2 separate regions of the Homo sapiens genome follow, and region 1 is linked to region 2. A link is a contact called in ENCODE Hi-C or POLR2A ChIA-PET data. All regions are on one chromosome and are shown on one strand. Each heading gives the region's core, a stretch centred on a gene start or an enhancer-like site at or near the end of the contact. The rest is flanking DNA. Distances are from core to core; before and after follow the strand shown. Region 1 holds the start of SLC35E3 (solute carrier family 35 member E3). Region 2 has its middle 53 kb from the start of IFNG-AS1.

Evidence for each region. Hi-C counts contacts between places; a loop is a spot of excess contacts on that map. ChIA-PET counts read pairs that join two places held with the same protein, here RNA polymerase II (POLR2A). Pooled maps may share reads with other maps.
Region 1: a pooled map shows a loop between it and region 2 (7-fold over the local background). The contact joins the promoter of SLC35E3 here to the enhancer-like site in region 2. A Hi-C loop is called at or near these places in 1 of 37 single-sample maps with no recorded cell type and 6 of 50 pooled maps. POLR2A ChIA-PET finds 5 or more read pairs at or near these places in 1 of 52 experiments (GM10248).

What each region holds. Positions count from the first base shown.
Region 1 is chr12:68,744,286-68,747,650 of GRCh38, forward strand. SLC35E3 (solute carrier family 35 member E3) reads left to right here and starts at 1,891. Exons shown (of 5, transcript NM_018656.5): 1 at 1,891-2,494. The coding sequence starts at 2,093. It overlaps NUP107 (nucleoporin 107), which reads left to right. Exons shown (of 28, transcript NM_020401.4): 28 at 1-1,524. RefSeq lists enhancers at 1,564-2,254, 2,104-2,203, 2,254-2,363, 2,724-2,913.
Region 2 is chr12:68,041,100-68,044,217 of GRCh38, forward strand. No RefSeq gene overlaps it. Among named protein-coding and RNA genes, the nearest start is that of IFNG-AS1, 53 kb to the left of the region's middle. RefSeq lists an enhancer at 1,108-1,357. Within about 2 kb of position 1,377, at least 4 of the 41 ENCODE cell types and tissues checked have a DNase peak (open chromatin) inside an H3K27ac peak, as active enhancers do.

The sequences.
Region 1 (3,365 bases), core at 641-3,140, 700 kb after region 2:
AACACAGCACAGAAACCCACTAAGGTTGTGGAATTACAAAATTCCTTCAACCTTAGACTCTTAATTAGGATGCCCTCAAATGGACTTGTTTTTAATTTTTATTTATTTATTTATTTTTGAGACATGGTCTTGCTCTGTCTCCCAGGCCGGAGTGCAGTGGCATGATATCTCACTGCAAACCTCCGCCTCCTGGGTTCAAGCGATTCTCCTGCCTCAGCCTCCCTAGTAGCTGGGATTACAGGCGCCTGCCACCACGCCTGGCTAATTTTTGTATTTTTAGTAGAGACGGGGTTTTGCCATGTTGGCCAGGCTGGTCTCAAACTCTTGACCTCAAGTGATCCACTCGCCTCGATCTCTCAAAGTGCTGGGATTACAGGCATAAGCCACTGCACCCAGCCAATTGGACTCCTTTGAGTCCTTAGGGAGTCAATGTGTGTGTTGCTGCTTATTTAAATACAGTTCAGTTGGAGCCCCAAGAGTGCCAATGTGCTCCTCACAATTCCCAAATGCCTCTCTTCCTGAACACCAGAAGTGGTGGGCACCTGAGTGGGAAATTTCAGGCAACTTAATTTAGTTCCTCAGTGCCTACTCTTGAAGAACTGGGTTTTCATTCTAGAGAGGAAACTCAGGGAAGGGCGTGTTGCCTATCACAGGTTCGCATACTAAGTTTTAAAAACTTTTCTTGGTGTGACTTATGCCAAGGAATTATGAAGACTTTTTCCTTGAGCATTGCATGAAGGCTACAAAGTTGGAACAGGCATGTCCTGGGTGTGAAAGTTTTAATTTCCCTACCTCATTTATTTATTTAATTTAGAGATGGGGGTCTCACTATGTTGCCCATCCCGGCTTCCAACTCCTGGGCTCAAGCAATCCTCCCACGTCAGTCTCTCAAATAGCTGGGACTACAGGCCCACGCCACCATGCCCTACTTCCTCATTTATTTTAAATTTTTTGTACCACAGTCTCTCTTTTTAATTTTATGACTGCTGAATTAATCCTAGACTCTGTCTTAAAACTAAGAATTGATGTATTGGCAGGAACAGCTGGACATTCAAGATGTTTTTGTGATTCCTTTTTTAAAAATCTCCTTTTGTACCTGTAATATCTACAATATATAATCTTTCTTTATCGACTTAAGGAGGAAGGAGAAAGGAAGAACCTGACTTCTGTGTGAAGGACCTTACTGTCGATCAAGACTGTTACTCAAAGTTCTATCTCTTAGTCATTGCACCTGACCTGATCCAAAACATATATATATATTTGTATGCACCCCTAGAGACAGCTGTATATATATACGGTTTTGCCAGGTTGTACGTTTTTTTCTCGAGTTGTAAGTGAACACAGTAGCACTCGTTTACATTGTCAAGGGGACATCTTTAGAGAACACATTTTCTCACTGTTGAGCTAATAATGCTTTGTGAATGTATGATCTAAGGAGAAACCCTTGTAGTTATACCCGATGATGCTGTCTGTTGGAAAGTAAATTTTGAATGTCTTTTTCCAAAAATAAAAAATAAAAACATGCTTTCAATAAGTTCTTTCCCCCCTCTGGCGAGGGCTACTAAATTTGCTCAGCATTTAATACGTAAAATTGGCTAACAGTGTCTGCACAGCCAGAGAGAAGTTGTCTAGCAAATCGGGTCAATGACACACAGGAAACAAACATCAAGAAAGGGGTCCTAGATTGGTCCAGTCAGGTAGGCGTTAGGTGACCAAGGGGGTCGGGGACCCAGAGGATAGGACCCAAAGACGCAAGCGTCGCGCGCCCAAGGCTCAGCGCGCCTGCGCAGGGTAGCGGCCGTTCAGCCAGCGGCTCGGGGGCGGAAGCACTGGAGCCCCGAGTCACGTGGCTGCGGGCGGAGATGAGCGGGGCGTGGGACGTGCTGCGGCGTCCTAGCTGGCTTACAGGGCGGCGGCGGGGTGTGTGTCCTCTGTTAAGAGTGCTACTCGCCCGGGGTTGATCTGTGCATGCCACTCCTGGGTCAGACGGTGAGGTCGGCGTCTGCGAGGACGCGGCGGTGGAGTAGAAGGGCAGCCGGAGACAGGCCCGGCGCCCCTTCCGAGGCTAGACGGCCCCAGCTTCGCGGGGATCATGGCATTGCTGGTGGACCGAGTGCGGGGCCACTGGCGAATCGCCGCCGGGCTCCTGTTCAACCTGCTGGTGTCCATCTGCATTGTGTTCCTCAACAAATGGATTTATGTGTACCACGGCTTCCCCAACATGAGCCTGACCCTGGTGCACTTCGTGGTCACCTGGCTGGGCTTGTATATCTGCCAGAAGCTGGACATCTTTGCCCCCAAAAGTCTGCCGCCCTCCAGGCTCCTCCTCCTGGCCCTCAGCTTCTGTGGCTTTGTGGTCTTCACTAACCTTTCTCTGCAGAACAACACCATAGGCACCTATCAGCTGGCCAAGGCCATGACCACGCCGGTGATCATAGCCATCCAGACCTTCTGCTACCAGAAAACCTTCTCCACCAGAATCCAGCTCACGCTGGTGAGTAGCTTCAGCTTCCCAAGGCGCCGCTCTCCCGACCCACCTCCTGCACTGGCCCCGGGAAATTCGAACGCACACTGGTCTTTCCCTTCATCTTGAAATCCACAAATGAGTCATCTGTGGGCATGTGAACTTTTAGGCTTATTTTAGGGAGGGGGAAAAGGCCATCTTGTCAGCCCAGAAGAGTGGGCATGTGTGAATTTTAGTAGCTGCCATTTGATGGAAATCGTTAAATGCTGTGATCGATAAGAAAAAAAGCTGTATTGGGTGGTACAGTCCAGTGTTATCAGAATATCTGCAAAAGCTCAAACAAAAACAGCCTTTCTCCCCCAGGGGAATCAAATCGTGTATGATAAAACGTGAAAAGATGTAGCATAAAGTAGGTCTCAAAACGTCTGCAGCACCATACTTTAGAGCTGTCTGCATCTTTAAATAAAAGGAGGTGGACTCAATTTTAGCACTTAGTAACTTATTTAAGGTCTTTTTCTTTTTTTTTTTTTTCTTTTTGAGACGGAATTTCACTCTTGTTGCCCAGGCTGGAGTGCAATGGCACGATCTCGGCTCACCGCAACCTCCGCCTCCCGGGTTTAAGCGATTCTCCTGCCTCAGCCTCCCGAGTAGCTGGGATTACAGGCATGCGCCACCACGCCCGGCTAATTTTGTATTTTTAGTAAAGACGGGGTTTCTCCATGTTAATCAGGCTGGTCTCGAACTCTGACCTCAGGTGATCTGCCCGCCTTGGCCTCCGAAAGCGCTGGGGTTACAGTGGTGAGCCACCGTGCCTGGCCTTATATTTAAGGTCTTTATGCTTTTATTGTTTTATATTTATGCTTATGCTGTTTAGACACTAGTTTGGGGATCCATTTACTCA
Region 2 (3,118 bases), core at 127-2,626:
CTGCCATATTTTAATAGTTAAAAGTCTAACAAAAGCCCTCTTAGTTCCAAGGGGATAGGACACAGACTCCAACTCTTGATGAGGGAGTAGCAAGTTTCTGGAAAACTATATTAACAGGAAATACTGTAGTCATTTCCATAAAATACAATCGGTCACAAAGTGCTTTCCTAGAAGTTCATACTGGATTCTTTCTGCCTCATTTTCACATACAAAGCATCAGCAAATCCTGACAGACTGGGCTGCAAAATACATCCCAAACCTGATCTGATCTCACCATCTCCACTGCTCCCACCCTCGTCCAACCCAACATGTTTCTCTACCTGGATCACAGCAAAGTCTACTGAGAGGTTCCTCATCTCCAATTTAAAACCCCATAATCTACTATTTATAGGGCAGCCAGTGAGAACTTTGAAAAAATGTAAGTCTAAGCCTATCATCACTGCTCATCTTAGAACTATCCAATGGCTTTCAATTATGCTTAGAATAAAAGCTAAACTCCTAATGGTGGCCCACAAGAACCTCCATATTTTGGCCCTATTTATCTGTCTCATTTCATCTTCAGGCTTCTTTCCACCACACTCTGACCTTCTTCCTCTCACTTTAGCTCCTGGGTATGTTTTCAACTCAGGCACCTCTGATCCCAAATCTCTTCATATTACACTGTTCCATGATTCAAATCTGCTTGAACCTTCCCAGACCACTCAATATAAATGAGCATCAGTCCCATCACCGTCTATTCCTTAACCCTCCTTTATTTTCCTTAATGTACTTATCACTGTCTGAACTTACACTGTGTATGCATTTGAGTCCTTGTTCATAGTCTGCGTCTCCCTCTAGAATATTAACACTTTATGGGCAGGGCTTTGTTTACTGCTTTATTAACAGTGCTTAGGTCCACTCAATAGTTAAGTTGAATATTGAATAAAGAATAAAAGAAGAAACAAAACAAACAGTATAGCCTTTCAAATCAGTGGTGGTGTAAACGAAGATCTATTATCACTGTCATGAAAACATGTTTGTGTTCTTTACTAGATCTGGGCTATCCTTTCTTAGTGTCCTGTGGTTTCATGGACTAGTTTAGGAATGGTTGGTTGTTTCTAATGTGTAGCACTTAAGAAACTTTCAGCTTGAGCCTAAGTGTTTCCAGTGCTGAGGTTCAGTCATGTCTGGGCATGTTTGGTGAGGTGGTGGTGACAGGCCTCAAATAATTCAATTCTAATGAAATATTTGGCTTTAAGTGGATGAGGAGGAAAGGTACTGTGGCTTTGGCGTGGGTGTAGTTGGGGGTAGGTATAGAGGAGAGGAAGAGAACCCGAGGACAGCGATGTTCAAGTGAACATGTTATCACTCGTCTGGGCTTCTCAACACAATTGAACACACTTCCTATATTTGGAGAATTCCCCACCTCCTCTGCAGCCAGTACACTGGTCTGTGACACAGACCCAGACAATCACGTGCACCTCAGCAAGTTTTCTAATCACAAGCATGTATTGCAAAGAAACAAGTGCCACCTAGAGCCCACTCTGGTGAGAATGGCAGCTGGTGAATTCAGTTACTAGAGGGAGGGATGGCTAAGGTCACACCACGAGCTAGTACCAGCAGGAGTCTGTGCCTGGTGGAGTCAGCAGTTATTCCCACCTGGTCTGTTCTTTACTGTGACTCTGAGAATTGGTGCTGGCTGGGAAGCCTCCCAGCCTGCTTTCCGGCCTCCTGGGAAATCTTATATTCTTTAATAAATTCCTTTTCTGCTACTACTAGATTTTAATTGGTGACAACTGAGAACTCTGACAGAAAAAGATGGGGTGTTTAATTCCAGTCTACTTCACTGATTAGGCCTGACACCTAGGGAGAAAAGATGTAGAAGCCAAAATGTCAGGAATTATTTTAATAAGCAATTTTGTAAGACTTGGAGTTTGAACAGCGGTACTTTGCTCCCCAGGCAACAAAGTTCTGCATCAAGCTGGAAAATGAACACTTGCCCACTTTTCCCTGAAATACAGCAGGGTCCTGGCTCCATGGAAGCTCTGGTGAAATCGTCTTCAAACATCTTTTAGAAGGCTGAATACTTTTCCATTGAGATACACAGGACCCTTTATAAAACAGATGAAAATGGACTGCTTTGGTCAACGTGACACTTGGAGCCCCTAAAGCCAGGATGGCCTCATAAACCCCTCAGTGGTGAGGCTCAGTGGCAGTGCCTGGCTGCAGGCTCCCCAAGTCTGTGACACCCAGCAGGAGAGGGACAATCTCCTGAGACGACACCTGAGAGATGCATGCCAGGAAGGTAGCAGGTGCCATATGAGCAGATTTATCTCTGAGCATATGCCCTGATGGCTCCAAAAAGGCTGGTGGGGAGGCAACTTTGCAAGGACTTTGGGCTTTGTTTCAGGAATGAAGACAATTAACCACAGGATTTGAATATTCTGTAATTAATGTATTTTCTAACATAATCTAGTGAAGCCTGGGGAATTTTTAGTTGCATACCTCTTTACTCAACTATGTCTTAGCAGTGGTACATTATGCATATTCAAGTCATTGAAGTTGCCTAAACTTTAGTAAACTTGCTTATTCATTCTGTTGCTCATTAATTTCTCCCAGCCTTGTGGGAGAGCAACTAAAGTTAATCATCACTACCTCTCCACCTGGCTCTCCAAGGGTTGTCAGTGCCTATCCCCCACCCTTCATTCATCTCTCAACACCTCCCAGAGAGCTCCGGACATCTCTGGCATAATGTTCTGATCCAATATTTGCCTATTGGACTTCATGTCCTCACATCATTTTAGCTGCCTTTGTTAACCAAATTCCCGTAGGTATTTTATATATAAAAGGCATGAGCTTCAGGAGATGAGTGAGAATCTAATGCTTGATGATCTGTCATTGTCTCCCATCACCCCCAGATGGGACCATCTAGTTGCAGGAAAACAAGCTCAGGAGGCTGGGCGAAGTGGCTCACGCCTGTAATCCCAGCACTTTGGGAGGCCGAGGCTGGCGGATCACTTGAGGTCAGGAGCTCGAGACCAGCCTGGCCAACATGGTGAAACCCCGTCTCTACCAAAAATACAAAAATTAGCCAAGTGTGGTGGCAGGCATCTGTAATCCCAGCTACTTGGGAGGCTGA